Linked DNA regions of Homo sapiens: regions 2, 3, 4, 5, 6 and 7 are each linked to region 1. The links are chromatin loops, found by intact Hi-C in ENCODE. Cell type or tissue: endothelial cell of umbilical vein. All regions are shown on one strand. Region 1 holds the start of KLHL4 (kelch like family member 4). Region 2 overlaps KLHL4 (kelch like family member 4). Region 3 has its middle 180 kb from the start of KLHL4. Region 4 overlaps KLHL4 (kelch like family member 4). Region 5 has its middle 130 kb from the start of KLHL4. Region 6 has its middle 83 kb from the start of KLHL4. Region 7 has its middle 110 kb from the start of KLHL4.

What was found. Hi-C counts contacts between places; a loop is a spot of excess contacts. Peaks named below come from ENCODE experiments on the same cell type or tissue, not always from the same donor. Only the 100,000 strongest peaks of a DNase experiment are listed, where the experiment ranks them.
Region 2: it touches region 1 in a loop (5-fold over the local background); 4 of 110 quality-filtered maps call a loop at or near these places.
Region 3: a loop joins it to region 1, with 6 times the contacts of the local background. A loop is called at or near these places in 3 of 110 quality-filtered maps.
Region 4: a loop joins it to region 1, with 5 times the contacts of the local background. A loop is called at or near these places in 6 of 110 quality-filtered maps.
Region 5: it touches region 1 in a loop (7-fold over the local background); 3 of 110 quality-filtered maps call a loop at or near these places.
Region 6: a loop joins it to region 1, with 4 times the contacts of the local background. A loop is called at or near these places in 2 of 110 quality-filtered maps.
Region 7: a loop joins it to region 1, with 6 times the contacts of the local background. A loop is called at or near these places in 3 of 110 quality-filtered maps.

The regions. Positions count from the first base shown.
Region 1 is chrX:87,515,857-87,519,856 of GRCh38, forward strand. KLHL4 (kelch like family member 4) reads left to right here and starts at 1,946. Exons shown (of 11, transcript NM_019117.5): 1 at 1,946-2,459. The coding sequence starts at 2,038. RefSeq lists enhancers at 1,126-1,901, 1,902-2,677. In endothelial cell of umbilical vein, no CTCF peak of the experiment used is centred here; DNase peaks (open chromatin) are centred at 185, 995, 1,865 and 2,815; H3K4me3 peaks cover 2,566 bases; H3K27ac peaks cover 4,000 bases.
Region 2 is chrX:87,581,917-87,585,916 of GRCh38, forward strand. The region is part of intron 1 of KLHL4 (kelch like family member 4); the gene reads left to right. Among named protein-coding and RNA genes, the nearest start is that of KLHL4, 66 kb to the left of the region's middle. In endothelial cell of umbilical vein, a CTCF peak has its summit at 1,936 (motif pointing right); no DNase peak of the experiment used is centred here.
Region 3 is chrX:87,336,385-87,340,384 of GRCh38, forward strand. No RefSeq gene overlaps it. Among named protein-coding and RNA genes, the nearest start is that of KLHL4, 180 kb to the right of the region's middle. In endothelial cell of umbilical vein, no CTCF peak of the experiment used is centred here; a DNase peak (open chromatin) is centred at 2,347.
Region 4 is chrX:87,662,646-87,666,645 of GRCh38, forward strand. It overlaps KLHL4 (kelch like family member 4), which reads left to right. Exons shown (of 11, transcript NM_019117.5): 10 at 2,119-2,290; 11 at 3,830-4,000. The coding sequence ends at 3,889. Among named protein-coding and RNA genes, the nearest start is that of KLHL4, 150 kb to the left of the region's middle. In endothelial cell of umbilical vein, no CTCF peak of the experiment used is centred here; a DNase peak (open chromatin) is centred at 1,916.
Region 5 is chrX:87,390,115-87,394,114 of GRCh38, forward strand. No RefSeq gene overlaps it. Among named protein-coding and RNA genes, the nearest start is that of KLHL4, 130 kb to the right of the region's middle. In endothelial cell of umbilical vein, no CTCF peak of the experiment used is centred here; a DNase peak (open chromatin) is centred at 1,787; H3K27ac peaks cover 835 bases.
Region 6 is chrX:87,433,207-87,437,206 of GRCh38, forward strand. No RefSeq gene overlaps it. Among named protein-coding and RNA genes, the nearest start is that of KLHL4, 83 kb to the right of the region's middle. In endothelial cell of umbilical vein, no CTCF peak of the experiment used is centred here; a DNase peak (open chromatin) is centred at 1,595.
Region 7 is chrX:87,407,628-87,411,627 of GRCh38, forward strand. No RefSeq gene overlaps it. Among named protein-coding and RNA genes, the nearest start is that of KLHL4, 110 kb to the right of the region's middle. In endothelial cell of umbilical vein, no CTCF peak of the experiment used is centred here; a DNase peak (open chromatin) is centred at 2,024; H3K27ac peaks cover 885 bases.

The DNA.
Region 1 (4,000 bases):
TACATTTCTGTTACAACATTTTATTTATTCTGCCTGATATTTACAGTTTGTTTCCTCTATATGTACACACACACACACACACCACACACACACACAGATTTATTATAAGGAATTAGATGACATGATTATGGAGCCTGACAAGTCCCAAGATCTGCAGTTGGCAAGCTGGAGACTGAGGAGAGCCAATGGTGTATTTCCAGCGCAAATGCTGGCAGACTTGAAATCCAGGAAGAAGCAGTGTTTCAGTTAAAGTCTAAAGGCAGGAAGAAATCCCATGTTCCAGATAGAAGGCAGTGAGGCAAGAGTAATTCTCTCTTATTGAGGGAAAGGTCAGCCTTCTGTTGTATTTAGGCCTTCAACTGATTGGATGAGCCCCACCCAATTAGAGAGGAGAATATGCTTTACTCAGTCTATCAATTTAAATGTTAAACTCATCCAAAAAAAAAATACCCTCACAGAAACATCGAGACTAGCCAAATATCTGGGCATCCCATAGCTCAGTCAGGTTGATGCATAAATTAACTATCACACCTACAAAAACAAGAGGGGAAAGGGAGAGGTATAATTGAATTTAAAGAAAACCACAGATAAAATGCCTATCAAAACTTAGATTCATTTTATTCTCTCTTCAGTTGTTTTTAAATCCATCACATCTGAGTGCTTTTGAAAACATAGAAATCTGTCTAGACTCCGTATAATATATATGAAGAAATTGAGATGCAAAAAAGTAAAGTGACTTGTCCAAGGTCACACAGTTCATTAACCATAAAGTCAAACTAAAAGCAAAATCTTACAACTTCAGTGTTCTTTCTAGTCATACACCAGTATAATTTCCCCTTTATCACCTGTATGCATGATATGAGAACTGGATAAAGTACAAACTGAATTTCAAAATGTCAATGATAAATGCATTCTTGATACATGACTGTCTTTTGTAAACATGTCCATCTGTACAAAGTAGTGATTATGATTCAGATCTCAAAGTACTTTGGGCACAGTTATTCCTGAACAGTGTGATGATTTGGAATTAATTCAAAACATACTCTGTTCATCCTCTCATAAGGGTTTTTGAACAAAGAAAATAAACCTTTAACACTGCCTGTGAAAGTAAAAGGCATGATAAGAAGGTTTGTATCCAGGCATGGAGCCAGAATGAACTATTCATTTTCAAGCTGTGGTAACTGAGAGAAGACATCTCTTTTAACCTAACTAGCTTGGAAAAGCACTGCTTTCTTCCTCCATATGTAGACTAAAAATACCATTTCTACATTCCCAAATGGCGTGTTTGTGTGAGTGGTCATGGGTAACCAATACTTTCTTACATGTTTCTAAAATCTGTCAAGTTTTCAGGTAAATATTCATATAGAGACTTTCACATTTTCAGATTAATTTTGTAAAAACTAATTACGAACCCGCATGAGGGTACTGATGCTTTCCCTTAATGAACCATTTTCAAAGTTTCCATAAAAGGAATCTCAAAATAGATTATAATGAATTCCTCTGTCGCATATTATCATGGAACAAAGTGGCACATTTTTAGAAGTGGGCTACTGAGAAATGAATCTAGCAGGGGAGGCGTGAGTAGAAGGAATCTAGAAGAAAATAAGTTTAAACACTTCGCTTTGGCTCACTTGCCTGGGTTTCAGCTGCAGCTACTGTACTTTGATACTGAAGAAGCAGGGCTAGATATTTGCAAGTCCAAGCAGGAGGGCTGCAAGCCTGCAAATCTAACAGCTGGAGAGTGTTGTGGTGGCTGCTTTCCTGTGGTAAGCTGATTTACTTGTTTAAGGTCTGACCTCATCATCCTGTCAGCATGGGTTCCCACCTACACTGTTAGCTGCAGCCTTCTGCTTCTGCTAGAAGGCTACAAGTATTCACAGTGTATCATAGGCAGTGGGGGAGGGGAGAGAAAGCAAGAAAGACTGCTCTCGGCACTTGTGCTTTTGTTAGTTCTACAGAAGAGGCAGAAAAACAAGAGATAACAAAGGCTCCGTTTCCTTTCTGTGAGAGAAGGCTTTTGTCTTTCCTCCTGCTACGATGTCAGTGTCTGGCAAGAAAGAGTTTGATGTGAAACAGATCCTAAGGCTACGCTGGAGGTGGTTTAGTCATCCTTTTCAAGGTTCCACCAACACTGGAAGCTGTCTTCAGCAGGAAGGATATGAGCATAGAGGGACCCCGGTTCAGGGCAGGTTGAAGAGCCACTCTCGGGACAGAAACGGACTGAAGAAAAGCAACAGTCCTGTCCACCACAATATACTGGCACCAGTGCCAGGACCGGCCCCTGCCCATCAGAGAGCCGTTCAGAATTTGCAGCAACATAATCTGATAGTACATTTTCAAGCAAATGAAGATACTCCTAAATCAGTTCCAGAGAAGAATTTATTCAAAGAAGCTTGTGAGAAACGCGCACAAGATTTGGAGATGATGGCTGATGACAATATAGAAGATTCTACAGCAAGGTAAGAGTTTTTGGTCGCATAACTGAATGCCGTAACTTCAGTTAACTTATCCTCTACAATTCATGTTTAGTGTTTAAATAGAAAGTGTCATAATAATCTCTGAGTTTGTATTCAGCCAATCAGAGTCTCTCAGAAACCGTCTCCTCTAAGTTTATAAAAGAAAACAGCAATAATGAATACGTCTTTATAATTACCGGAAATTTGGGGGGTGGGTTATGAGTTTACTTCTCCTATTTTCATTAAGAATTCTGTTTCAATTCTAAGAGATGTTTATTGTAATTACTAATGTTCTATAAATACACTCCGTGGCTCAGATGTTTAAATGCAATTCTTTGTGCAAGTGTTATGAATCACGGAGAACTCTTTCTGACATTGTGAGTTAGGCCAACTTTAACAAAATAAAAGCTGTGACTGATCAGCACATCCTTATCTGTTTCCTTAGTACATAGTTGCGATATTGACTCTTAAAACTGTGTTATCTTTATGTGACAATATGGAATATTTGGCGTTCGGAGACTCATTTCAAGTTGTATTACTTTCATAGCTAGTTTTTGCAAGCATGAAAATATTCTACATAAAGCAGGTAATAAGATGCTACTTACAGCAATGTGATCTTAAAGCGGGAAATGGAGCATTTCAGCTTTTACATAAAATGAAAATTGAATAAACAGTGACGATATAGTGTAGTTTGGGTATAGTTCATAAAACATTTGATTTTGTCTTTACTTTTATGCCCACCGGTATTGTTTGAGTGCAAGAAAATTACATTCTGTTCTCTAATACTGTCAACTATAACTTAACCTAGTGTATCCTTATCTCTTTGTTTTTTGCTTTTTCACTATCAGACATTTTTATAGTCCCAACGTGTTTTAGACACAGTTGATAATATTGGCAATGTAATTAATATTCAGTAGTACTATAGAAAAATAAGTGTTTTTATGCATTTTAGATCATATAGTAGTTCAACATGCTAATTTATTTGGAAACCTGGATATCTGGCATACTATGTCTCTACCTAAAAATAGAGAAGAAGGACTGGCAGATTTGCTTCTTAATATAAGTTTTCCCAATAAAACAACCTCACAGTGTCTTGCTTTCATAAATTCAAAACAGTTTATCAGAAGAAGAAGCAGCCTAATAACATTACAGCAAAATGATGCCTTTATAGGAACTCAGTCTTGTTGAAATATAAACATGCAGAAGACTTTGTGAAATGACATTAATAATAATGTTAGATTGTCTGTCATATAAACTTCTCAGGAAATAAAGCACGTATGTGTGAAATTTTCCTAAATATTTTGTGCTTGCTCGTGGAAAAGCTATATAACTGTAGGGATTGCAGGTTGCATTTGGTACAACAAATAAGACTCTCAAAGTAATATAGAGTCCATAATTTTAAATTCAGCAGGCTTTCAAATTTGTTCTCGTCACCAAGAACAATTTTTAAAAAACTGCTGAATTTGGAGATTAATAAATGAATTTAACTCTGCTGTAGGGAAATTTAAATTACCAACTGTAACTTTGGAACAAAATTATTTGAG
Region 2 (4,000 bases), 66 kb after region 1:
CTAAAGAAGCATGTTGTAACTCAATGCAAAGAAGCTAAGAGGTATGATAGAACAGTGCATGAGCTGACAGCCAAAATAGCCAATATAGAGAGGATCATAACCAACCTGATAGAGCTAAAAGCACACTATAAGAATTTCACAATGCAATCACAAGTATTAATAACAGAATAGATCAAGTAGAGGAAAGAATCTCAAAGCTTGAAGCCTATCTTTCTGAAGTAAGACAGGCAGACAAAAATAGATCATCCCCCCTGCAAGGACAACAAGTTAATAAGTATCTACATAGAAAAAACACCTTCATAAGAAACGAAAATTAGGTGAGCACTCATGGTACCTGGTTTTAACTTTATATCACTGTAAAAAAGCACCTAAGAGATAGAAAAAAACAGTCTGGAATCGCGGATGCCACCACTTCCCCAACATCCAGCAGCAGCAGCTTGTTGCTGCGAGCCTGTCTGAGTATTTTTGTAGGGATAACACAGCAATTGTGGGGAATAGAACTTGGTGCTGTCCTGTAAGAGCAGAAAGAAAAACCAGAACAAAGTCAGCTGATGGCCGTTCAGAAAGGGAACATTTAAACCAGCCCTAGCCAGAGGGAAATCCCAATCTAAGCAGTCCAAATTTGAGTTCATGAAACCTCACCACGAAAGAACTACAGCACTCTGTGTCCCCAAGTAAATTTGAAAGGCAGTCTAGAGCATGATGACTACATCTCTTAGGCAACATCTAGTGCAGAACTAGGCCAAGATAAAGTGGACTTGGGCTGGTGGGGGGATCATTTTGTGTCCAGAGTTGGTTCCTTCCAGTGGGTTTGTGGTCTCACTGACTTCAAGAATGGAGCCGCAGGCCTTCGTGGTGAGTGTTACAGCTCTTAAAGATGGCACGGACCCAAATAGTGAGCAGCAGCAAGATTTATTGTGAAGAGCGGAAGAACAAAGCTTCCAAAGTGTGGAAGAGGACCTGAGTGGGTAGCCACTGCTGGCTGGGGTGGCCAGCTTTTATTCCCTTATTTGTCCCCTCCCATGTTCTGTTTCTGTCCTATCATAGTGTCGTTTTTTTCAATCCTCCCTGCAATTGGCTACTTTTAGGATCCTGCTGATTGGTGCATTTTACAGAGTGCTGATTAGTACATTTTATAATCCCCTTGCTAACTACAGAGTGATGATTGGTGCGTTTTTACAGAGTGCTGATTGGTGCATTTTACAATCCTCTTGCTAGCTACAGGGTGTTAATTGGTGCGTTTTTACAGAGCACTGATTGGTGCATTTTACAATCCCTTTGCTAGCTACAGAGCACTGATTAATGTGTTTTACAATCCTCTTGTAAGACAGAAAAGTTCTCCAAGTCCCCACTCGACACAGGAAGTCCAGCTGGCTTCACCTCTCAATTTGACATAGTGAGACACCAACTGGGGCAGCCATGGGAGTGCTAGCATCACCCTCCCCTGGCCCCAGGCCACGTAGCACAGCTTGCAGCTCTAAATAAGACTCCTTCCTTCTGATTTAGGAAAGGAGAAGGAAGAGTAAAGGAAGAGTGGGGAGGACTTTGTCTTGCATCTTCGATGCCATGTCAGCCATACCAAAATAGGGCATCAGTCAGAGTTGTGAGGCCCACATTCTAGGCCCTAGCTCCCAGACATTTCTAGACACACTCTGAGCCAGAAGGAAACCCATTGCCTTGATGAAAAGGACCTAGCCCTGGCAGTATTCACATCTGCTAACTGAAGAGCCTTTGGTCCCTAAATAACCAGAAGCAATACCCAGGTAGTACATTGACGGCCTTGGGTTAGCCCTTAGACTTTCTGGCTTCAGGTAAGACTCAGCACATTACCAGCTGTAATGGCCATAGGACAAACCTCCTTCTGCTTGAAAAAAGCAGAGGAAAAAGTAAAGGGAACTTTGCATAGCAACTTAGGTACCAGCATGACCACAAGGGGGCAGAGCACAAAGTGGGCTCTTAAGCCAGTGAATTTTTACAGCTTGCCTTGGGCTAGGACCAGTGCTGGGCTGGCTTCAAATGTGACCCAGCACATAGTGGTGGTGGTAACAATGGTGCTTGTGTCATTTCACCTCCAGCTTTAGGTGGCTCAGAAAAGAGAGAGACTCTACATTTTTGGGAGAACAAAAGGAAAAGGAACAAAAGTCTCTGCCTGGTAAATCTGAGAATTCTCCCAGATCTTGTTGAAGACCATCAAGGCAGTACCTCTATGAATCTGAAAGGACAACAGTTCTACTGGGCTTGAGGTGCCCCCTAAAGTAGATACTGATTAAATCACAATACCCAAGTCCTTTCGAATATCTGGAAACCCTTCCCATGAAGCACATCTATAACTAAGCCCAGACAATAAATACTACAATAAATAGCCAACTCTTCAATGCCCAGACACCAAAGAACATCTACCAGCATCAACATCATCCACGGAAACATGACCTCAATAAATGAACGAAATAAGGTACCAGGGACCAATTCTGGGTAAACAGAGATATGTAACCGTTCAGGCAGATAATTCAAAAGAGCTGTGTTGAGGAAACACAAAGAAATTGAAGATAATGCAGAGAAGGAATCCAGAATTCTATCAGATACATTTAACAAAGAGATTAACTAATTGAAAAAATCAGGAAGAAATCCTGGAGCATAAAAGTGCAATTTTACCACTGGAGAATGCACCAGAGTCTTTTAAGAGCAGGATGGATCTAGCAGAAGATAGTAATAGTGAGTTTGAAGACAGCTACTTGAAAATACACAGTCAGAAAAGACAAAATAAAAAAAAAGAATAGAAAACAATGAAGCACACCTTCAGAAACCAGAAAAAACCCTCAAAAGGGCAAATCTAAAAGTTATTGGCCTTAAAGAGAAGGTAGGGAAAAGATAGAAGTAGCAAGTTCATTTAAAGGGATAATAAGAGAGAACTTCCCAAACCTAGGAAAAGTTATCCGTATCCAAAAAAAAAAAAAAAAAGTTATAGAACATCAAGTAGATTTACCCCCAAAATGACGACCTCAAGCCATTTAATAATGAAACTTCCAAAGGTTAAGATAAAGGAAAGATACCAAAAGCAGCAAGAGAAAAGAAACAAGTAACATTAAATGAAGCTATAATACATCTGGCAGCACACTTTTCAGTGGAAGCCTTACAGGCCAAAAGAGAGTGGCATGATATATCTAAAGTGCTGAACAACAATAACAAAAAAAACCTTTTACTCTAGAATAATATATCTGGTGAAAATATTATTCAAACATGAAAAGGAAATAAAGCCCTTCACAAACAAATGAAAGCTGAGGGATTTCATCAACACCAGGCCTGTCCTACAAGAAATGCTAAAGGGAGAACTTCAATAAAAAATATAAAGACATTAATGATCAATAAATAATTGCCTGAAGGTATAAAACTCACTAATGACATTAAGTAAAAAGAAAAACACAGAATATTATAACACTAACTATGGTGTGTAAACTACTCTTAATTAGAAAGACAAAACGAAAAATAATAAGTACAACTTTTCAAGACATAGTACAATACGATATAAATAGAAACAACAAAATGTTAAAGCAGGGGTAATAGCTAAAACAGATTTTTTTTATTAGTTTTCTTTTTGTTTGTTTGTTTATGCAAATAGTGTTGTTATTAGATTAAAATAATGGATTAGAAGATGATAGTATTTGCACACCTCCCAGTAACCTCAAACCAAAAAACATACAATGGATACACAAAAAATAAAAACAAGAAACAAAATTATATCACCAGAAAAATTAACTTGATTACAGAAAGACAGGAAGAAAGGAAATAAGGAAGAGATGACCACAAAACAAACAGAAAACAAATAACAAACAAATTAGCAGGAGTAAGCCCTTACTCATCGATAATAACATTGAATGTAAATGGACTAAATGATCCAATCAAAAGACATAGACTGGCTGAATGAATAAAAAAGACAAGACTCATTGATCTTTTGCCTATGAGTAACAAGTTTTACCTATAAAGACACACATAGATGAAAAAT
Region 3 (4,000 bases), 180 kb before region 1:
TGACGTGAATGAACCCTTAGGACATTATATTAAGAGAAAGAAGCCTGACACAAAAAGACAAGTACTGAAGAATCGCACCTGTATATAGAATCTAAAAACAGCAACAACAAATAAAACATTGAAGTCACAGAAGTAGACAATAGAATGGTGTTTATTAGAGGATGAGGTATAAGGGGTCGGGGAGACATTGGTCAAATAATACAAAACTTCAGTTACATAAGAGAAATAATTTCAAGAGATCTATTGTACAACATGATGACTGTAGTTAAAAGATATATGTTTTATTTTGAAAATCTCTGAGAGTAGATTTTAAGTGTTCTCTCCACAAAAATATGGTATGTGAGGTAATGTATATGTTCAACTCATATGACTCAACTGAGCCATTCCACAGTGTATACATATTTCAAAATATTATGTTGTCTTTTTAAAAATATGCATTTTTAATTTGCCAATTAAAAAATAAAATAATATGAGCTAAAACTATAAAACATATAAAACCTATAAGAAAATATGGGGCAAATCTTTATGACATTAGATTTGACAGTGATTTTTTTAGATGTGACACCAAAAACACAGGCATCAACAAAATATATATAATTTTTTTGGACTTCATCAAAATTAAAAACTTCTTTGTGCTATCAAACAAGTGAAACACTATCAAATAGTGAAACACTATCAAACAAGTGAAAAAGCAACTTATAAAATGAAAGAAAATATTTGCAAGTCATATATTTGATAAAGAATTGGTTTCTAGAATATATATATAAAGAGCTCCTACAACTCAACAACGAAAAAGAATACAAATCAATTGAATAGTGGACAAAAGGCTTAGACAATTCTCCAAAGAAATATGCAAGTATTCAATATATAAAAAATTATCAACATCATTAGTCATTAAGACAATAAAATGAAAATAACATATTACTTTATACCCATTATAATGGCTATTATCAATATGAAATAAAACTAATCTAAAAAAAAGTTGTTAAGGATGTGTAGAAATTGAAACCCTAGTACATTGCTGATGAGAATGTAAAATGATGTAGCAGCTGTTGAAGACCTCTAGTGGTTACTGAAAAAATTCAACCCAGAACTACTATATATCCAGAAATTTCACTTCTAGGTATGTATCCAAAAGAATTGAAAGGAAGGACTGGAACAGCTATTTGTACATGAATGTTCACAGCATTATTATTTGCAATTGCCAAAAAGTGGAAATAACCCACGTGTCTATATATATATGAATGAATTATCAATATGTGAAATATACATCTAATGAACTACTCTTTAGCCTTAAAATGAAATAAAATTCTGATGTGTATTACAACATGGATGACTTTCAGAAATATTATGCTAAGTAAAATAAGTTAGACACAAAAGGGAAAATATTGTATGATCTCACGTGAGATACCTAGAGTAATCAAATTCTTAGAGACAAAATAGTGTGTTATAGGGTCGCATGGGAGGGGATCATTGGGAATCATTGTTCAGTGGGTACAGGGTTTCAGGTTTGAAGGATGAACAGGTTTGGAGATCAATAGTAGTGATAGTTGCACGAGAACACGAATATTCTTAATTCCACTAAACTGTATGCTTAAAAATGGTAAATTTTGTGTTATGTGTATTTCACCACCATAACAACCGATACAGTAGCAAGAAAAAATCATGAATGTGGAAATATCCCAAAAGGGATGAGAAAAAAATTGAGTGAAATGGCTTTGGAATTTAGAATATAGGAATAGAACAGAGAAGAGGGTTATGATAAAATGAACAAAGAAACTTTTTTTTTGCTATTGCCAAAAAGTGAAAATAACCCATATGTCTATATATGTATGAATGAATTATCAATATGTGCTATATACATCTAATGAACTATTCTTTAGCCTTAAAGTGAAATAAAATTCTGATGCATATTACAACATGGATGACTTTTGAAAATATTATGCTAAGTAAAATAAGTCAAACACAAAAGGGAAATATTGTATGAATTGGTATGAAGAAAATAAGTAGATTAGGAAGATTATATCAATCAGATTATATGTAAAAGAGAAGTTATTGTTGAGAGTGAGGGTAGCAGGGATGGAACTTAGATTTGCACTTGGAAAATGGACTGGTGTGGGAAATAGTTTTTAACAGAAATTCTGTAAGTAATTTATAGAAATATTAATATGTATATTTTAATTATCACACTTCAAGTGTAACATGGTTAGTTTATTACAAAGCAGCAGAAACATTTTAGATAATTCATTCTCAAAATCTGAGCATGCCCTGTACAAAGAATTAGTTTACATATCAATAATCCAGTACTCCAGCAGAGGGACATCTTGAGTTAAAAATTAACAAAGCAGCACTGAAAACAAAAGAGGAAGAAGGAATCTATTTCTTCACACTCAACTGCCACTATTATACTACAGTGACAAAAACAATGCATTTTATTAAAATTTGTAATGCACTTAATATGGTCTATGGCCAATAATGCCTAACTTTTCAAAATATACATTAAATTAACCCTTGGAACTTTTTAGCTATGGATCAGTAACATTATTGGAACTTGGGTATAAAAATTTAGCTCTTTTAATTATGCTGTTCAGATATAACATATATTAAGTCCCATGTTCACCATCTTTGTTGTTTTGCCTCCTAATATTCTGTACTATTTATGTCTTATTTTCCTCTTATTAACCGTCCCAAATTAAATAGCAGCATTTGATAATACATTACACATGTAAACCTTTTGTCTTTCTCAATATCATCATTCAAATTTTAACAGCTTCTTTGTTTTAATTTAAAAAACACACATAAAATAGAAGTTTTAAATTAAAACTTTACATGTTTTGGACATTGGTTCCATTACTTTATTATTTTTAATTAATAGCTTCTTTGTGACTTTTTTCAATAGAAATTGTATGAATGAATAAAATCTAGCAATTACTCTGTTGCAGAGTTGTACTTCCACCAGAAAGATGTTTTATAACATAGCCAGTTAACAGGAATTTATGAAATCAAATTATGTCTTCTCACTTTTGATTTAGACAACAGATGCAAGAATTATCATTTTCAGCTTTGATGACTGTCACCACCCAGTCTTTGGACATCATTTCTTTAACTTAGCAAATAAGTGTTGATTGACTAATTGTGTTTCAGGCACCTATGTTCTAGGTTCTAGGTACATGCCTGTTAATTTAAAGAAAAAAACCTCTCTGTCCTAATGGACTTTACATTGTGCTCATTGTTCTCCTGATCCTAAGAATTGTTACTTTCAGGTACTTCTGAAAGTGGGGATAAAAAAGGGGCAAAATTAAGAAGATTGTCTCTTTCATGACCTTATCTCCTCTAGTTTTGCTTCTCTCTTTTATACTATTTTATCTTTGTTTTCTTCATTTCAATCAATTCTTCAACTTCATCTATAAATACATTTAGACCTCTTCAGACTGTAAATTTTGGGGGGAATTTATCCCTTAAGTCTCCTATGTTCTATTATCTAATCTTTTACTTACTTTTACTTTGTATCATTTAGGGTGCTTTTGGTCCATAAAACAGCAACCCAATTCAGAATGACTTAAATAACAATGAAATTTACTAAGCTACAAAAGTAAGGAGTCAGGGTGGCCTCAAGGCTCTGGCTCCATTTCTCTGTGATTCTTTACAATCTGCAGTTTTTTCATATATTGAATTTACCCTCAGGCTTCTAACAATAGGATTGAAATAGCTCAAGGTGTCAACTTCTGACATGGTGACCTCCAAAAGAAGAAAAGTATGTCTTTTTGTAGTGTCATGCTGACTTTCCTGAGAAGGAACTCCGCAGTGTTTGCATATCACATTGACAAGTTTTGGGCCACATGCCGATTTCTAAACTTATTACTGGCAAAATAAATAAGATTTTATTACTATGATTGGTTTAGACTAATAGTTTTGAGTGGCATCAACTATGACTACTGCAACATCTCAAGTCAGTTTCTCTTAGACTATTTTTGGTCTACTTCGGTTTATATTGTTGGAT
Region 4 (4,000 bases), 150 kb after region 1:
GGGGCTGGGCGCAGTGGCTCACACCTATAATCCCAGCACTTTGGGAGGCTGAGGCGGGCGGATCACGAGGTCAGGAGATCCAGACCATCCTGGCTAACACGGTGAAACCCCGTCTCTACTAAAAATACAAAAAAATTAGCCGGTCGTGGTGGCGGGCGCCTGTAGTCCCAGCTACTTGGGAGGCTGAGGCAGGAGAATGGCGTGAACCCAGGAGGCGGAGCTTGTAGTGAGCCCAGATCGCGCCACTGCACTCCAGCCTGGGAGACAGAGCGAGACTCCGTCTCAAAAAAAAAAAAAAAAAGCCACTTAAAGGTCCATCCACCCTCTACGGAATCAGATAATCCTCATTTCCATGTCTTGAACAATTTTTCTGATGCTTTTTTTTTTTTTTTGCTAAAACACTTTTGGCATACCCAATTACTTATGATAATAATTCAAATTAAAGTCTTCTAAAACCATCACATTGGTTGGGTCAGGGATCACTATTACTATAATGTTAATGAGAAAATTGAGGCAAATAAATCAAGCAAATGATTCCTAGTTACTCTATGTGGGAAAATAAGACCATGACTCATTCTCTTGACTTCAGGCTCAATTTCATTTCCACTAGAATATACATACTTACATTCAAAGTAAGGGGAGACAGAAAAGCAAAAGAGAAACAAGAAAGAGAAGTAATGCTATTTTAATTTGAATATGCGGTGACTACTTTTGTCTTTTATAACTGCTCCTGTGTATCTTTACAGATGATAACCATATTACCAATTAGTTTTTCTTCAAAAGAGTCAACATTCCCCAAACTCCTCTTCTTAATCAAGCAGTATCCAGATAATAATAATGTTAGCCAGATTTTGAGCATTAGTACTATGCCCATGCAGAAAAGTCTTGGGTCTTTGGATGCAAATTTATGAGGAAATCCTTCTATGAGTTTTGGTTCATGATTCATCTGTGTGTGTACCCTGACTGTCAGCTGAGTGAAGCATCAATTAACAATAGCAATTGTTTTGAAGATTTGGCTTAGCCAGAGCATGCAGCTATGAATTTTCTGGCTCTGACTTTTACCATAACATCTGAATTTAAAGTGATATGCTACATGACACTCAATGATATAGAATTTAAGTTGTCTGAGTTATTGCTGATTTCAGATAATATTTTTAAAATTGTAGATGTGAGAGCAATTTCAGATGGAAACTGAAATCAGATGATTTAGAATATCATTAAAGAGATACAAACAGTGGTCAGAGGGGGTAATACAAATATATCAGTGGAAAGTGATAAATGAAAATCTTCTTTGTAAAATAAATATATTTCATTAGGCTTTTACAAATAGGCCAATATAAAGTCAGGGAGCATTTTTGTGTGTAATTTTATGAGTTTTCTTCATTGTTCACCTTTTAGATTTTAGTGTTATATATTTTTAAAAATAAGCTTCAAAGGTTAGGAAAGAATTTCTAGAAAATATGTTAATATTACTTACTGAATTATTTTTCATTTTGCTTACTAAAGAGGTTTGGGGATAAGGAGTTAACTTCAGATTAAAATAGAAAACAATAAACCTTGACTCCACTGAAGATAAATAAGAACTCTCAGCAGGGAAAAACACAGGATAAGTCTATGACCATTCTATCTGCAAATAGTATTAAAACCAAAGTACTACATTTCATACAGCAAAAATAGAAAGGCAATTATATTCAGGTTTACTTTAAAATATGAGTTCTCATATAAAATGGATCAGGCATCTTATGTATAACTTCGACAAATAAATAATAAAAGAAAAACAAAAGCCCTTCAATCAGACTACTAAATGAGAGGAGACTTTTTTATATAATGCCAGGATCACAATATGTGAAATTTCCTCAAAGTTTATCTGAGCACTGATTAATGAAGTGCATGGTATCTTGGAAAGGGAAACTTTTTCAATATGCTTTGAGAGACACCTAGTGGCTGAAGGTAATTTTGTCACGTACATATCCTTAATATTATCCAATCTACATTTGATATTTGTATAGTGTTTTTAATCCTATGTTTCAGATAGGTATACATTTTAAGAATGTCTGTTATTTTCAGTTGTAACTCTATTGGACTTTTCCTCCCAATTATCTTTCTAAATCCTTTAAGGTATGATCCAAAAGGTGATTCATGGTCAACTGTGGCACCTCTGAGTGTTCCTCGAGATGCTGTTGCTGTGTGCCCTCTTGGAGACAAACTCTACGTGGTTGGAGGATATGACGGACATACTTATTTGAACACAGTTGAGTCATATGATGCACAGAGAAATGAATGGAAAGAGGTATTCGAATTAAAATATTCAAATTACTATATTTCAGGTTTTAAAAAGAAGATATTAAATTATATTTTTGAAATTAGTTGTATTCTCTTCTCTAGGCCCTAACAAGATCTTTTAGTGAAATTTATAGTATGTGCTCTATCTATGCCTTAGAGAATTACAAGTTGATCTAGTTGATATGATATGACATGATAGTTGATAGCAGGACCCATCAACTTATAACCCATCTTATATAAAAGGGGACAGACCATTCTCGTGACTTCATGAAAGCATTCCCTTTAAAGAAAATAAGCGAATCCAATAAAATACTTCAGTAATAAATAAATAAAATAAAGCATTTTACCATGGCCAACTTTTTATGTATATGTTGTGACCTGAGAACCAAAGGGCAGCATCTTCTTCCGCAAATATCTGCCCTTTTTATTGGCTGGCACCTAGGAGACAAGCCTTCAATCTTTACCATATAGAGACTGTGTAGACTGCAATACTCCTAAATTCTTCAGTCAGTCAATAATTTAGTAAACAATAAGGGACCAGAATTAAAACCTCTCAAAAGTGCTGGGCATCTATTAGAACTAATTTCAAAGAGAGTACAAAAAATAGCATTGAAATGGCATCTTTGAGATGTTAAAGGCAAATTTGACCCTTTTGACTGCTTTGCCAGTGATAGCCCTAGATTTATTCTAAAATATTTAATACTTTGTCAATTAAATGATGAGTTAACAAAAAATATAAAGTATGATTAACTCTTTACCATCTCCACAAAAAGGCAAACCTTGTATTTGGTACCTAACTTCATCTTCCTTTCTACTGACTTCATGCTACTCTATATTCTACAGGGTACAGCTATCTATTGCTCTAAATAAATTGGTGCTAATATAATGACAGCTGATAATGAGATTTTAATCTCTCTCCTCCAATAATCTGATTCATTAAGACTCAGAAACCCTCAAATGCTACAATGTAGGTAGCTGCTGTTTTGTCAATGCTTAGGACCAACCAGAAATCGAAGGAAAAAAAATATCATGCAAGGTGTTAGGACAAATACAATAATCAAGATGTTTGACCAGCTTACGGGATTTATTTTTCTGAAGATTGTAGACAAGTAGCTAAGAGTCCTGGATTATATTTTTGGCTGTGTCACTGTTTCATCGTGTGATCTTGAAAAGAGTGAAAGAGAACTAACAGATGGTGGGATTATAACTACTAAGTGCAAATTGTCATTCATTATTTCACTCAATCATCACAAAAACCTTGACGTGTTAGTATAATTTGGTGTAATTTTTCAAGTGAGAATATTATCAGAGAGATGAAATTTACTTAAGATCACCTGATCCTCAAACTCAGGTTTTTACCATTCTAAAGGCTATGTTTTTTCCAGCACACTACACTGTTTTCTAGGCTGCAGATTATCTCATCTTTAGACAAGGTGATGTTAGACCAAATTAAGTAAGGACTTCTTCAACTATATTGAATATAATATTTTATATTATGCTGAAATCAGAGTTCCAACAGTGTTTTGTTTCTTATTTTGTGTTTTAGGAAGTTCCTGTTAACATTGGAAGAGCTGGTGCATGTGTTGTAGTGGTGAAGCTACCCTAAAGCTATCTATCTTTATCAAATGGAATGAAACTAGATAATTTCAAGAAACTGAGTAGGACAAAGGGAGAAAGAAATACATGTTCTTTTTCCTGCAATTAATAATCAGACTGG
Region 5 (4,000 bases), 130 kb before region 1:
TATTAAAGACATCAAGACTGACCTAAAAAAATTGACAACCTTTAACTGTAAAATGCATACAATTTAAAACTTCTTTGAGAGGGAACTCATATTTTTAAAAATCTGAAAATGCATGTTGTTTTCACTTGGCTTAATGCTTAAAACAGTGTCTGAATTTGAACTGTTAATTATTCAATAAAGTGGGTAAATTTAGCCAAGTTTGTCAAATGGTTTTTATTGGAAGTAAGTGAAAAATAAATAATAAAATTGGTTAAATTATTACAACAGTTGTAAATATTAAGAAGCTGTATATGAAAGCAGAAAAATGGACATTTAATGCCACTGCTTAAAAGCAACATTTATATTTCTATAATAAATTTAGAAAAGTTAAAATGTGTCATGCCTGAATGAGTTTTTAATAGATAAAATATTTTTCCTTAACAAGAGAGACAGTAAAATATTCAGAGTATGTGCATGCTATTAAAATGCAGAGACTATAAGGACATCAAGAAAAACTAAATATAAGGTCAAAATTGAGAAATAATCTACAAGATTAGAGATTACAAGCATTTAAATCTGTTGACCTAGAGAAGCATCGAAAGATAATACAGTCTTTAATTATGGTAGTGGAAGCAGAACAAAAAATGTTATTATTTATTTTCTCTCATGGCAGACTAGGAAGAAAAGTGTCTCCTTGTTGGAAGTTTAAGCTAGAGATAAAGAAAAAGTATCTGATTGTAATGCCTATTGACGTTGAAACAAGATAACAGTGTGCTAGCCAAATATTTGATATTGACCTTAACATTTGGGAATATAGATAGACTTTTATAAAGTTCAGCAATGTACTGTGTTCCTGTAACTACCCTTTTTTCCCCTGTACTTCTAGTTTATGTGAAAACCAGAAACAAACAGAAAATCATACCAGAAGACAGCACTGTACGTCAGAAGATAGGAGAGAAATGCACTACCTCAATTTTCACTCTTTTAGGGTCTACTTTCCCTCTTCTCCCCGATTCTAAAGATGGCATTTACAGCAGAACTATAAAATGTTTTAAATTTATTGCTCCCCAAAGTATTACACTGGCAGTATTTCAGTACAGAATGAGAGAAGGGTTAGAAAAAGATACTGTGTATTAAATAAACAAATTCTTTTCTAACACTGAGATTTATACTGAATGCTGCAAAGATTAACATACATATGGAGAAATTAAGGGAGAATCTTAATTTTATCTAATTAAACTTTTTATTTTCCTTGGAAAGTTGGATTATGTTGAATATTATTGGTTTTTGATATAATGTGCACAAATATATGTATATATAAATCTAACAGAATTAAATTTTATAAAATAGTAGAAAACTCTATTATAAGATGAGTGTCAGTCATTAATTTGAAGGGTGGCATTGGAGGGTGGCATTAGAGTGAGGTTCCAAATGTAATTATATTTTTCATATGGTTGGTCTAGGAATTTTCTGTGTAACTGCTTCTTCAAAGTAAGTTTTTTTGCACATTCAAATTCCATGAGTCAAAACTAGACTTTTAGTCTTACATAAAGCCTAGATACTTCCTGGCACCACATTTATGATCTCCTGTAAACCTGGGGTTAGTAAAGGAAATAAGACAATTTGTAAAAAATGAAATAATCAGCAGTTTTTGATGTCATCCTGACTACAGTACTCTGGTGAAGGGTCATTGGAAACATTAAGCATTTGACAAGATATTTAAAGAGCCAGGGGAAAAAATAATTTTAAACCTATGAATGACATTTTAGACAAAGATTTACTACCATCGGATATATGTTGGGGAACTAGCCTTTGATGGCCTGTTCCCTGAAATAACAAAGCTGGTTACAAAAGAACAATGGGAGTACAGGGAATTGTTGATAGTGGAAACAAAACAGTATCATGAGAATTTTCCAGTCTATGGTGTAATGTTATCTAATGATAGTCTTTCTCACCATTCTTTCAATGAACTAACACTTCTGTGGGAAGGCTTGAGGTAGTTAAGGCATATGCTGAAATAATGAGGATTAGTTTTATTTGATAATATAACTGTTTGATGACAGAACTTTTTTTTTTTACAATTAGAGCTATGTGACTCTATAATAAATTAAAATGAATTCAAATGTTCTGGCTCAGGCTTCTTAGACAACTTGTGTGAATTTTCATCTAAAATAAATGCAGACAACAGATGACCAAATGTTAATTAATTTATTGATTCAAGAACACGTATATTGAGTGCCTGCTATATACCAGACACTATGCTACAGATGGGTACACAGTAATTGAAAAAATGACATATTGTCTGTCCTCAAATAATTTATAGTTTAGTCTAATTTATATAAATTCTTACATGGTCCTAAGAAATTTAACAGGTGTTCAGTGATGTAGACTGGTAACTGGAGAATGGAATATCAGGTTCCTCCTCAGACACCACCCGGCCAGGAATTGAATTGCTGCCTTTTACTTCTGCCGTGTCATGGGAGATTAGCTCACTCTAATTTGTCCTGCTGATACCATCTTTCAGAGAAATAAAAGCACTGCCTGTATTCTGTGGAGGGGGGAAGAGTAAGGAGAATGGGGGAGATAGAGCAGGTAATGCCAAAAAGGATTTCTGTTGTTAGACCACCCTTTCTGCTTGTTTCTTTGTTTTGCTTTGTTAGGGAGTACAGGCTTCTTTTTGGTCTTTTTTGTTTGTTTGTGTTTGTTGGTGGTTCCAGGTTGCAGGTCTTTGCAGTGTTCTGTGTGGGATATATGAAAAGCAATAAGAAAATCAGGGAACTCACTCTCACCACCATATTATTCATCAACACAGATGTCCCTGGTTTCTTTGCCTTGTTTCTTAATATTTCTATGCTCGTTTGTTGTTTTGTATTCAGAGGCTTTTAGCTGTAAAGAGTAGAGGAAAGAATGGAACTACTCCATCTTGTTGGAAACAGAAGTCTTGATACATGTTTTTAAGAAAAACTAATATAACTCCTGTCTAGAATTACAGAAATATTTTTGAGTCACTATATACAACTAGGACACTTGATAGATAAGGATCTAAGAATTTTTTTAGTATTTTGGATTTAGCAGCTGAGGAAACCATTTTATTTTGACTAAATTTTCCCATAGCAAATTAAAACAACCCATATTGGGGTTTGAATTTTTAAAACTCAAATTAAATGTTTTAATTTATTTTCTTTGTAAACAACAGCATTTGCCCTAACATTATATATACATCAAGAACAAAAGGCAAAAGAGTAAGTTTTCTTCAAAAGCATGTTTATTTTTTCTCCATCCTACTCTGTATCTTATTTCTATTGCCCCTAGAAGAGCAATAAACTTTCATAGATGACATAACAAACCCCAGCCCTTCTCAAGAGCTCATGGCACATAAGGACAATTGTAGGGCTACCATATACAACATTCTAAGGTGGAAGAAGTTCATTGAATGGCTCTGTGAAAATGCCATATCTTGAAGTGGTGTGCTTGAAATTTCTATAACTTCAATTTGATGTAGTTTGATACATGAAGCAATAGCTTGGAGCTTTGTCTATCAATTCAAGCCCAGGGTTAGAGTTATTTTCTCTTCCATCTATCTATGTATCTTCCTCACCCATCTTCTCTGTTTTCTGGACTCTCCACCTTGACAGTTTTCTTTGAAACAAATGTTCCATATCTGTGACTGTGTGTGTGTGTGTGTGTGTGTGTGTGTGTGTGTGTGTACATATACAGAAACCTAACATTTTTTATTATCTATTTTATAATTTATTAAGATTTTTGCTAATATCTTTATCATATTAGGCAGTATGCAGATCCTAACTTATATTTATCTATGTTTTAACTAATACAAATATACTTGCATTTTATTACTTTGATCTGCAAAAATCTAGTGTCATAAATAATATTTTTACAGCTCTTCTGAACCAGAAATGGAGGCAGACAGTATTATGAATAAAAAGCCTTTTCCCTTAACTCCTCCCTACCATGCACTTTGATGTCAATTACATTACAGGCATTTAACTAATGAAAACAAATA
Region 6 (4,000 bases), 83 kb before region 1:
AATATTTATAAATGAATAAAGAATCAACATTTAAATTGTATATAGGTTAAGGTAAATACTATTTATAGACATTATAATATTTTCTTATCACACAAATTAGTCAGCAATTTCACAGAGTTTAAAGATTCAGACATTCCTTACTGATCTGAAAGCACCTTATGATATAAGGCATATGGAAACTTTATTTTTTGCTTTTATTGTTTTGAATGGCATTTATTTTGACCTGTACAGTATTTATTTTGGAGTTGAGTTTATCAGAAGCTTATGTTTTATCATGATGTATGAAGCAAGTTAGGAAAATGCATATATTTATTAAGAAAAGTCTCAAAGGGTTTGCAACTATTCAAGAAAAAATATGAAAATAACCATTGAGAATCAGGAAGCTCTGGTTAAGTGGTTGTGATTTTTTTTCCAGAGCAGATTTTCAGTAAAATCATACACCTTTAACATTCTTAAAGGACTGTGTGTGTGTGTGTGTGTGTGTGTGTGTGTGTGTGTGTGTGCCTGCAAAGGGTGCTGGGGGAAATATATAGATGGGCATTCGATTGTCTTTCTTTCCCTGTTAGGATTCAGGAAGAAGTGCACCTGTGTTCCTGAAAGGCACGGTGGAGGAGAATTTAGATAAGTTCAGGCAAGCACAGCCATGAAGAGCTCTGTACCAAACTGAGAGTATATATCGTGACTTTATTTCCTGTTTCCATCTCAGTCCCCTCTCTAGCCCATTCGATTATCCCCTCAATATCTATGTTTCTGGCCCCATTAAGGCAACCTGACTTTGATTAGTGCTGTTGCTTTAACAGTTTGGTTTGGTGGTGTTTTACTCAGATAATTTCATGAGAGCAGATAAGTTAAGCTACCAGGGTCTAAGCCTCTCCCACCATATTTTAGTGGTTAGACTATTTAATGTAACCCCTGTTTTACTCTAAGCATTTAAACTAATTATATTTTGCATACATGTGTTCCCCATGTCATGGAAAGCAGAATAATATTGTGAAATGAGAACTGGAACAGAGATTATGCATTTGCTGAGAGTAGGATCAAGTTATGATTTTGTCTCCTGAGATGGATAAGATGGTATGTAATTTTGGGCAAGAGTAAATTGGCGGCAGTAGAGCCTAGCAGTTTATACCATGGACTCCAGAGTCAGACTTCCTTCATTGAAATCCTGATTGTGACACTTACAAGCAATGTAACATTGGATAAGTTACTTAACTTCTCGGTCCTTTAGTTTCATCATCTGTACAATGGAGATAACATTAGGATCTCACAGAAAACTGGGTCTGTTGTGTCCAAAGTCTTTGTTCTTTCCATTACATTATGCCGACATATCTCATGTGAAAACTCATTGAGATGGACAAAGTAATATAAACTTAAAACATCTGCAGAATGAGAAAAAAAAGTTTTAATGATCAAAATAATAAATAAATCAATATAAAACAGCATTTCTAAAAGCTCATCCTGACACCTCACTGGCATAAGCCAGCTATTTGAAAAGTGATCTTGTTTTAAACGTCTTTTAAAAACAAAAAACAGAAGAGAATATCTGTCAAACCATGGCAGGCAGGAAATGCCAAAGATATTGACCTTCCCCTGGAAACATGTGACTTCCATTGTTGGTAGCGTAGATCTGGGAACCTTTTTAGGAAAGGACATGAGCATATCTTAGTTACCATGTGGCTCCGTAAGTATCCAGGTTTAATTAATAGGAGACTCAATACGGCCATTTAGTCACAAAACTTGCAAATTAAATTATAGAGAGAGTGAGCTTCCTTTTTTAGTATTTGATCTCCTTACCTACTAAAGCCTAAATCCTAAAGAGGTCTAAGCTAAAATAAACAATAAAAATATACGTGTTGCTATAATGGTAGAACATCAAAACCATAGATTGATTCAGTCAAATAAGAAAATAAAATGTTATTTTAAAAACTCTAAAACAAAACAAATAGTAAAGGAAACTGATTATTGGCATTGCATTGATGAAACTGGGTAAGTGAATCTTTCTATTTTTTAAACTATAAGCATGGACTGTTTATGAAACATTTTGACAATAACTTTTGGTCAGTGTAATTAAAACATTGATCTGTATGGTAGACTGATCATCAGAATACTGCAGATGTCAAGCACACTGACACAGACATTGCTAAAAAAACTAACTCAAGTTCGTTGCTAGCCCCTCTCCTAGGTGATCTCATTCATTCTCTCAGTTTAGAGTATCTATATGCTTATTAGATCCAAATCCTTAGTTCCAGCTCTAACTTATCTAAGTGTGATTTGTATGTGCAACTACCTACTTATCTAGTGTAGATGATTCATAGGCATCTCCAATTTGTCCAAAAAGGATACTTCATTTTTTCTTCTATGCTTGCCTTTTTTTTTTTCATTACAGTAAATGGGACCACCATCCACCCTGTTGATCAAGACAGAAACCTAGAAGGCTTCTTTGATTCCTTTGGTTCCTTCACTCTGTAGCCCATACCTCATTCTTCAACAAGTCTTGTGGGTTGTACCTCTGAAACATGTATCTTAATTCTGGCCATTACTTTTCATCTCTATTGCCACTATCATAGTCTGAGCCACTGTCATCTCTAGCCTGGTCCATCCCAGGAGTCTCTTATGTGGCCTCCCTCTTTCTATGCTTCTACTTCTGGCTTTCTCTGATCCATTCTCCAAATAACAGAGAGATCTATTTTAAAGTATAAATAAGATCAGGTCATTTGTTTATCTAAAAATTGTTTTTCCATTGCAATTAAAATGAAATCCAAACTTCTCACTCTGATCTACAAAGCTTTGTTTGGTGTGGATCTTCTTTATTTCCCAGCCTCATTTCACACGACACCACCTTTTGTTCCCTATGCTCTAGCTTTCTTTCCATTCTTTGAGCACATCAGGCTCACTTCTGCTTAGGGACTTTTATATTATGTTTCTTTTTTTCCTTCTGCAGGTGCCTTTCACGGCATAAATGTGTCTTTTGGGACTCTTGGGTCTCAGCTTAAATTTCAGCACTTCTGTGAGGCTTTCCTAACCATCTCTTCTAAAGTAACCCTTATCTATTATTTTCTATAACAACATCCTCTTTGCTCTCTTCATAGTTGAAAAAAGAGGAGTACTTACTATAACCTGTAATTATATTTGAAAATATTTATTTATTTTCTATCCTTCTCCACCAGGACATCTTCTCATAAAGGCATAGAATATGTCTGTATTATTTACTGATGGTTCCCAGTGCTTACTGCAATGTCTGGTATAAATAGACAATTAACAATTATTTCTTAAGTGAATGTATTATTGTGTTTAATCTCTGGTCTTTTAATTTATTCAGTCCAGCCTCAGAAGCCTCTTGGGAGAAGAGAAACTTTCTAAGGGTAACACAGTAGTTTGGAGGCAAAAGTGACCAACTATAATAGAATTGCGTCCAGTGCCAAAGTCATATGATTCACCAAAGGTCTGAGGAAAAGTTATTTTGAGGGATGACTTCATATCAGCCTCTATATTAACACCCTACCAAAATTTATGGGAATGGATCCTAAACCTCATATAACTTTTTATTCTTATTGGATTATACTTCCTTGAGGACATGCTTCTCCTCTCCAGAAACCCTAGGTCATATTTTGGGGCATCAATAATAATGCCCCAAAATAATAATAAATCAGCACTCCCTGCAGCCTGCATCAACTAAAAGGGGTAATAGGAAAAAGGACTAGGAAGAATAAATATTTTAGCATGGATATTAATAACATATGACACCATTACTCCATTGAAAGAAACTCAAATTAAAGCCCAAGAAAACAGAGAAATGTAGAGTTATGTACAGTTTTAATTAAAATACTGGCAAAATGTATACCTTTATTTCAGTGAAACGAGATGTGTTATGAACTGATTTTGAGTTTCAGAGGCTAAGTGCTTATTAAACATTTTGGTAAAAAAATAATTTATATTCCCGCCAACAGCATACAAATGTTTCCTATTCTGCACATCGTCACCAACTTTTGTTATTGGCTGT
Region 7 (4,000 bases), 110 kb before region 1:
GTTAATATATTTTCAGTTATGCAGAAGTGTCCAAGGTCATTTGATTGCATATATATGACAAATTCCACTCTTTTTCTGCCTTTGAATAGTAAGCAGTTTGTTAAGCTAGCAAATTTTTATTACATTGTAATGGCAGGGTATTGTTTAAGATAACCATGGTACTGAGACTGAAGCCCTGTCTACGTTTTAATAGCATTAACTATCCAAGCCATTTTCTTATCTCCAGACTATAATGTCTTAGGGATCTTATATTTTATATGTATTTTGTCTGTTTCTTCACGTAGTGCTACTGTCACTGTTGTGTTAAGGCAATATACCTGTTTATTTTATTTACAACATCATTCAGCTTTGTTCTTCTGTTTTTCCTGCGTATGTTTGAAAGCAAGAAGAGCTTTAAATATTGTTCATTAAAATGCTTGTCAATAGGGTTCATGTGTAATGTTTCTAGCTGTATATATTTAACAACATTTGAGTTCTATTTTAAATTATTCCACTTATCTCACGCTCACATTATATACTGTCTTTTGTCCTGAAGAACTTTTAAAAAAATTAGGAAGTTACGTTATTACAGTCTCTAAATGTGAAACTCATTGTTGAACAAAATAAAATTACCATAGAGTATTGCATGAAACTTGCAATAATGGGAAAAGTTTATTGAAGTTTAGAACTGCACCTAAACCATAAAGCAACCAACTGCTGACCTATGCAAGTAATTTCCTCACAAATAGTACTCAAAGGTAAACTTCCCTTCAAGATACTATTTCCGGCTGGGTACAGTGGCTCATGCCTGTAATTCCAGCACTTTGGGATGCCAAGGCGGGTGGATCACTTGAGGTCAGGAGTTCGAGACCAGACTGGGCAACATGATGAAACCCTGACTCTACTAAAAATACAAAACAATTCGCCGGGCCTGGTGGCACACCCCTATAATCCCATCTACTCAGGAGACTGAGGCAGGAGAATCGCTTGACCCAGGGAAGCAGAGGTTGCAGTGAGCCAAGATCGTGCCACTGCACTCTAGCCTAGGTGACAGAGAGAGACTCCATCTCAAAAAAAGAAGATACTATTTTCATGGGCTTTAAGTTGCAAGAACATGCCTATTGCAACTTAGAATTCAATTTTCCACCAACTCATTTTTGGCTGGCCTACAATTTCTTTGCCAAACCAGTCTAGGCACAATATGAGATATACAACTGTAAACACACACATTCACACAATGTTATTTTCTTTTATTAACTAAGGTGTATAAATAAAGCCTAAAGGAGATCCTATGAAAACTCCCAAAATACTCAAAATGGAGGCTATAAAGAGGTAGATATTTCTGTTCAACTTTATGTCACAATTTATTTAACTAACCCAAATAACTCAGATAATCCAATTCAGAGCCTTCATTATTGAGCTAAATAATTTATTATATGTTAATTAATATGCCTAGATATGGAAAGCAGGAAGTTCAAGTAAGACGTATATATAGAGAGAGCAACATGGGGATTAACACTACTTCACTTGAAGTAAATAGTTTCAGTGGAATAACAAGAATAATTTGAATCTCAGTGAATTTGAAAGGAGTTAGTTAGCTTGCCTTAGGTAGATAGCAAGGGAAGGGTCCCTGGAGACCCCCCGGTCCATGGGTCAGTGCCTCATCCCCACATGACATACAAAGCAGTCTGGGGAAGAATTCAGGCTGCAGGCACAGATAAGGGAACTCGCACAGGGTTTTGTGCCTAGAGACAGGCTCACAGCTGCACAGATAGAAAAACCTCAGGACCATTTGGATAAAAACTTGCACAAACCTCCAGTTCACTCAGATAAGTGAACAAGGCCTGGCATAGAAATGCCTATGGCCTTTGTATAGTCTGCATGTTCCCAAGAAAAGTTTCTTCTCCTTTTGTGGGCATGGGCACAGTGGGTTCTTTCCTTTTTGACTGTGTGTCCGGCCTCCATGAATCACCATTTCAACCCACGGTTGGTCCTTGGACAAGATCCAAGGTCAAGCTTTCACTTCAACTACTGACAGATCCTGGGCCAAGCTTAGCAGCCTCTATGAATCATCACTTCAGCCCCTGATTGGTCCCGGGCCAAGGCCCTGGGCCATGCTAAGTTACACATTCTCCAAGACAGCCCGCAGACTAAGCACATTCCTTCCCCTTCCCAGTCCATAAAATCCCTGGACCTCAGCCTCATAGGCGGCACTCCATTCAGGCCCCCCTCTCTGCTGGCAGAGAGCTTTCTTCTTTCACTTATTAAACATTCACTCTAACCTCACCTTTGTGTCCACACTCTTTAATTTTCTTGGAGGTAGAAGAAAAAACTCTGGGCGTTATCTCAGACAACAAGAGACTGTTACATCTTGTTACATTGCTGAGACTACAAAAAATTAAGGAGTAAATAAAAGTTGAAGTGGTTGAGACAACATCTTTTATGATTTTCTTATTAATTTGGCTTTGAAAGTGAAGAAAGAGAGGGACAATGATAAATCCATATATCACACAACCTTGTGTCTCATTTCGGTGTCCAATTCATAAGGAATGCTAAGTAAATACATGTTAATTTACCCTTATGGGAAATTAAATGTATTTTAAAACTTATTAACAGTAACTAGAAGTCATTTACTCAACAGACTATGATAGCGATTATAGCTCTCAAAAATAAGTAAAATATCCCTGCTCTAAGTAGTTACCTGGAAGAGAATAGCAATCAGTGAGAGAGTATTAGGTCTTCAGCAGCAGGATAAAACACATTTTACACATGTATTAGTCCGTGTTCACGCTGCTGATAAACACATACACGAGACTGAGAAAAGAGGTTTAATTGGACTTACAGTTCCACATGGCTGGGGAGGCCAAAATCACAGCGGGAGGCGAAAGGCACTTCTCACATGGTGATAGCAAGAGAAAATGAGGAATATGCAAAAGCAGAAAGCCCTGATAAAACCATCAGATCTCATGAGACTTATTCACTACCATGAGAATAGTATGAGAGAAACTGCTCCCATAATTCAAATTATCTCCCACCGGATCCCTCCCACAACATGTGGGAATTATGGGAGTACAAATCAAGATGAGATTTGGGTGGGAACACAGAGTCAAATCATATCAAGACACTATCAGCAGTTCAGTCACAACCATCCAACAAGTTTCTAAGAAGTTCCAAAACTTCCCTCATCTTTCTGTTTTCTGAGCTCCCCAAGCTGTTCCAGCCTCTCCCAGTTACCCAGTTCCAAAATCTCTTCCACATTTTCAGGTATTTTTTATAGCAATGCCCCACCTCTCTGGTACCAATTTTCTGTATTAGTCCATTCTCACACTACTACTATAAAAAACTACCTGAGACAGGTAATTTATGAAGAAAAGAGGTTTAATTGACTCACAGTTCTGCGGGCTATACAGGAAGCATGGCTGGGGGTCCTCAGGAAACTTAGAATCATGGCAAAAGGGGAAAGGGGAAGCAAACGCATCTTCAAATGGTGGCACAAGAGAGAGTGAGCAAAAGGGGAACTTCCAAACACTTTTAAACCATCCTATCTCATGAAAATTCACTCACTATCATGGGAACACCAAGAGGAAAATCCACCCCAATAATGCAATCACCTCCCACCAGGTCCCTACCCCCAACATTGAGAATTACAATTCAACATGAGATTTGGGGGGAGACTCAAAGCCAAACCATGTCATATATATACATATATTATATGGGAGGGGGGATTTATTTTAAAGTATTGGCACACATGATTGTGGTGGCTGGCAAGTTCAAAATCTGTGGAACCGTCTGGTACATGAGACCTAGAAAAAAAAGTTGCTATTACAACATGAGGTCAAAGGTAAAAGGTACAATTTCTTATTTAGACTCATCAAAGTATGATTAGTTTATTAAAATTATTTCAGGTAACCTCACCACATACACACAAAAAGTAACTGTGTGAAGAAATGGATATGCAAATTTGCTTAACTGTAGTATTTATTTCACTATAAATGTATATCAAAACATCATTTTATAACTT